Linked DNA regions of Homo sapiens: region 1 is linked to region 2. Evidence: read pairs that join two places in POLR2A ChIA-PET (ENCODE). Cell type or tissue: CD4-positive, alpha-beta T cell. All regions are shown on one strand.

Region 1 (2,500 bases), 230 kb after region 2:
AGTGTATCCACTTAATTTTGTATAATTTCTTCTTTAATATCTCTGTCAAAGACCAAGTCTGTGCTTTTGCCTGGAATATCTAGCAAGCTTGTCCAGCCCACATTATTTTGTTGTTGTTCTGTTTTGTTTTGTTTTAGGCTTTTAGCAGCCTGAAACCATGATTTTTAGTTTCTGTCTCTAGTGATAAGTGGAAAAAAGAGATGAGAAAGGGGCTTTACTGGCCCAACCAGAAACAGAAACGAAGAACCCACAACTGTATTCTCTCCCTTGGACACCCCTGGGAGTCTCCTGAGCTACTTCTGTCCGTGGGCAGTTTGTGAGATTGGGTGACATGTTTCTTTTCTAAACCTGTGCTTGGGATCCTAGCTCGCATTGGCTTGACCTGATACTACCTCTGTCTTGCCTTCCATATTAGTATCTCCCCAATTTTCTTCTTTTATTACTCTATACCCTGTCTTGCATTCTCTCCACATTCTGGCTTTACTCATGTCAAGTCTTTTGTGAGCTCATGCTCTAGCTTAGTTGGGTTTAGGCATCTGCCAATTAATGTACTTAATCAATTAGTTTTAACAGCATCCCATAAGTTAGGGCTGGACTGGTGTCTCATTTCCTATTATTGTTTTTGTTTGTTAGGCTTTAATTTATATTTCCCTACTGTGAATAACTTGAGCTCTTTTTATAAATACCCCTAAAAGCTTCTTTGTTCTACTAGGTTACACTTACGATTTTGTCACCTGTAGTTAAACTATGTCTCTTAGGAGTTATTCAGAAGTGTTTGGCAGATAGTATCTGAGTGACAGTCCTTCAAGATGCATGAAGTGGTTGTGTTCTAGCTTTTAAACTTAACGTGGTCTTTTCTCGGGGAGTTGGCAACTTTTGTCCTCTTAATTATATTACCTCTTGTGGCAGAGGTAATCTTTTGTATACATTAACTTTTGGTCTCTTTGCTGCATCATTGTGCAATCTTTATTCAGATGCTATAAAGAAAGTTAAAGGTAAATCCAACTCTTGTGATACAGGTAACTGAAGTGATAACAAAATGAGTGCATAGTTGGCCTATTAAATTTGCATAGGCATGGGCTCTGACACTTATTCTGCAAAGCTAGTGACAAGTTTCTTTTGATGTGGTTTCAAAAGTCTTCAAATCTGCATTTCAGAATTGAGGAAATGTGTCAGTACCTGCCTCACAGTGTTGCCACAAGGATCAAACAAAAAAATATACAGTTATAGTCATTATTTCCTGGTGTCTAGTATAGTTTATGACCTGAAACACAATAATTAAGAGTTTTCTTGGCACTCAAGCCTAAATATTACCATGTATATTTATTCCTATAGCCTTACAAGATAAAGAGGTGTAAGGCATTACAATCTTATTACAGATAGACAAGGAAATTGAGGTTCAGAGACACTGAGTGCCCTTCCTAAGGCACACAGTTGGAAAAATGATGGTGCTGGGATGATAATCAAGTTCTTGCCTCAGCCTCCTTCTTAGACTATAAACAATCTGCCTGCTTGAAGTTTCTGCAGTGAATCATGGAGAAGGGCCTGAGAGCACTGAGAAAATGTTCCTTTATTTTTCCCACAAAAGAAAGATATCCATAAGTACTGGTGAAAAGAGCAAGGCAAATAGGCTTTATAATTCCCAACCAGTGTGTCTTATATTTTTTCTTAATTTATTCCTAGATGAAGAGATGTGTATTATATTTTGTGAAAAGATAAATGTTTAATTTTCTTACTGGAAGTGTATTAGTCTGTTCTCATATTGCTATGAAGAAATATCTGAGACTGGGTAATTTATAAAGGAAAAAGGTTTAATTGATTCACAGTTCCACATGGCTGCGGAGGCCTCAGGAAACTTACAGTCACGGCGGAAGGCACCTCTTCACAGGGTGGCAGGAGAGACAATGACTGCAAGCAGTGGAAACGCCAGATGCTTATAAAACCATCAGACCTCACGAGACTCACTCACTATCACAAGAGCATGGGGAAACTGCTCCCATGATTTAATTATCTCCACCTTGTCCCACCCTTGACAGGTGGAAATTATGGCGATTACAATTAAAAGTAAAATTTGAGTGGGGACACAGAGCCAAACCATATCAGGAAGTGACCATGACATATTAATATATAACTTTTAAAAATATGAACAAAGAGAATGCCATTGAAAAGCCATCCTTATCCATATTTTCTAATTTTCTCAAGTAAATGTTAATACTTATTACTTGCAAAATATAAACTTGATATGATAAAGGGTATCTTAATTTTTAAATAAATGTGCTTAGAAAAATGATTGGCATCCTAACTGTGGTTATTTTTGGTTGATGATATTATGATAGGTTTTTATGTGCTTCACTATTTTCTAAACTCTTCATACTGAATATGTATTGCTTTGTAATCAGAAAACAAAATATTAAATATTGTTTTGAAACTGATGTAGGAAAACAGACAAAGCTGAGGAATTAGAAGACGTGGTAGAAAGTAAAGCTATTTTGGAACAGAT
Region 2 (2,500 bases):
GTCAGTCTTGATCTCAACTTATTAGCTGGCTGTGGTATCATCTGAAGTCAGTTTCAGTCCATCTAGACTGGTGAAACTAGGAGGAGAGGGAGAGAATGGTTTTCTCGAGAAAGCAAAGCAGCATCCCATAGCTAGGGCAAATGGGAAAAGAAGGAACACTCTCCACTTGGTGCCATGTAGTGCAAACGAGTTTCTAAATCAGCCCACTCTGTGGGTGGTCACTGATCACAAAATAAGTGACTCATCCTCTAAGAAGGGTGGTGACAGTTCTTGCTCCTTTATTCCTTCTTGGATGTGATATATAAAGTCAATGATTTGGGGAGAAGGTACATACACTGAATTCCTCAGTAGATACCATAGTGAGAGGGAGGCCCTCTGTGGAGGGGGCAAGTGTAGTGGGCTCTGAGGCTCAGATCTTTGGTTCCAAAGACAAAAGTATCTTCCTTTATCCCCATCCCCCCAATAAAAAAAAAAAGAAGAAAACAAAGACGGTGAAAAGCAAGGGCTTTTTATGATTAGTGTTAGTCAAGCAATTCAAACTTGGAGCATTTGGCCTCTGCAAATAATCATGTAAGATTAGAGTTGCTACTTCATGCCATTTTTGTTGTCGCTTATTTAAGAACAAGGATCAGTAGGGATGGTAATAAAATAATTTTTAAAAATGCAAAGAAGAGAAAAAGAATAAAGCTATGATTAAGATAGCTGGGTCTGTGCCAGCAGCCCCTTCCTCTGTCTTAGAGCTACCAATGCTATTCTCTGAGGAGTGCAGGCTTTAGTTTATTTCCTCTAGATAGAGCTTCTAGGTGATCAAGCACAGCTATTTCTCTCAAAGGAGGGTTAGTCACCCAAAGGTGAAACAGTTCTCTCCTCTCCTCTCATTCAGCCTGCCAAAACAACTTTGCCTTTTTTTGTGTGTGCTAGAAAAGTAATTAAGAAAAATAAATGCCATCACTTTTTCTTTAGTACTCTAAGTTTTCTCTCTTCCACCCCTAGATCAGTGGACTGTAATCTCTGGGTGTGGGGCCTAGGCACTGGTATTTCTGGAAGGTCCTCAGGGGATGCTGGTGCATAGGAAGGGTTGAGATGCACTGGCCTTACTCTTGCTGTGTGTAAGCCCAGTCCAGGCTAATACCTCTCCATGGACCCCTTCTTTTAGCTGCCTCTTTGCTCTTCATAAATGTCGTTCTCCTTTCTGCTGTGTCCTCTCTTCTCTAAATATCTGAATTCTGCTCAGTCTGATTCCCTACTTTAGAACCTTCCCTGTAATCCAGTCTCTTCTCACTTTCCTTCTGTGAGCCTGGCTGTCAAAGATGTGCCCTGGCACTTACTCCTTGTGCTGTGAGGGACTTGTGTAGGTCTTGCCTCCTAACTATAGAATAAGCTCTTCTTTAATGGTAGGTGCCAGTTTCCTCATTTTTGTAGCCTTTTTAGCCCTAGGGACAATGACTTACCAAGTTCTTGATTTCATGTATATTAAGTTTTAAGCAAAGTGAGAATTTAGCGTTATCAAAAAGTAACCTACATTCTTGGGACATTCTGAGCTCACAGTAGAAGGCAGGGACTGTTTAGAAACCTGGATATGCTAGATATCAAAACAGGAAATGGTGCTTCAAGCTCTCATGCAATTAAAATCATTTTTCTCTTTTTCTTTCTGCTAAGTTGTATGTAGCAGAGGCCAGTAGTAAATAAAATATTGTATTAAAAAAAACTTAAACTGAGGTCTGGTCTCTCAGAAGCTGATGGTCTACTGAGTTTTCTCTGGATGTGATTTTTGCTGGTCTTTGGTAATATCCTTTGCTTACTGAATTGAGTCACTTTTTTCTTATAGTTGGCTCATAGGCTATGTATGGGTATAGTGACCATATTTTCTGAGTTGCTGAAGGGACATATGGGTGGATAAACCTCAGTGTCCCTGTGAGAATGGTGGAATGCATTTGAAATTGGAGCTGCCATAGAAATTGGGGCCAGGGTGTGAAGCCAGCTCAGCTCTCTCAGCTCTGAGGAGCCTGATCTCTCATTGGTAAGATTCCCCCTTAGACATGGTATAAATAGTGCAAATACCATATTAGCTGCCATTTACTGACCCTCTACTGAATGTCAGATACTCTCTTGTAGGGGCTTTCTATGTATTCTCTTCTAATCCTTATTACGACTTCACATGGTAGACATTGTACAAATATGAAAACTAAGGCTTAAAAGTTGTAACTTTTAAAATACAGGTCCACATGTAGCAGTGGAGGTCATGTGTTTGGGAGAGAATCGAGTGTAAAAGTTGTAAAGGGTGGGTGTGCCCAAATTCTCATAAATGCTTTCTCTTGCACATCCCGTGCTCTCGGCACTGTTCAAAGTCTGGTGTTGCTTTGGGAAGTCTCAGAGCAGTAGTACCTATGGGTCATAATTCGCGGCGTCCTAGAGTTAGCCAGTGAGACAGAATGTCTCCTTGCTTTCCACCTGTGTGGCTGCTATACCTCCGGTTGTCTCTAGTGACAGTGCAAGGGGA

What was found. Peaks named below come from ENCODE experiments on the same cell type or tissue, not always from the same donor. Only the 100,000 strongest peaks of a DNase experiment are listed, where the experiment ranks them.
Region 1: POLR2A ChIA-PET joins it to region 2 with 5 read pairs; 3 of 35 experiments call an interaction of 5 or more read pairs at or near these places.

What each region holds. Positions count from the first base shown.
Region 1 is chr7:86,977,605-86,980,104 of GRCh38, reverse strand. The region is part of intron 1 of ELAPOR2 (endosome-lysosome associated apoptosis and autophagy regulator family member 2); the gene reads left to right. Among named protein-coding and RNA genes, the nearest start is that of ELAPOR2, 81 kb to the left of the region's middle. RefSeq lists a silencer at 980-1,069. In CD4-positive, alpha-beta T cell, no CTCF peak of the experiment used is centred here; a DNase peak (open chromatin) is centred at 1,124; H3K27ac peaks cover 950 bases.
Region 2 is chr7:87,211,757-87,214,256 of GRCh38, reverse strand. The region is part of intron 1 of TMEM243 (transmembrane protein 243); the gene reads left to right. Among named protein-coding and RNA genes, the nearest start is that of TMEM243, 6.7 kb to the left of the region's middle. RefSeq lists an enhancer at 1,546-1,595. In CD4-positive, alpha-beta T cell, no CTCF peak of the experiment used is centred here; no DNase peak of the experiment used is centred here; H3K4me3 peaks cover 1,854 bases; H3K27ac peaks cover 1,973 bases.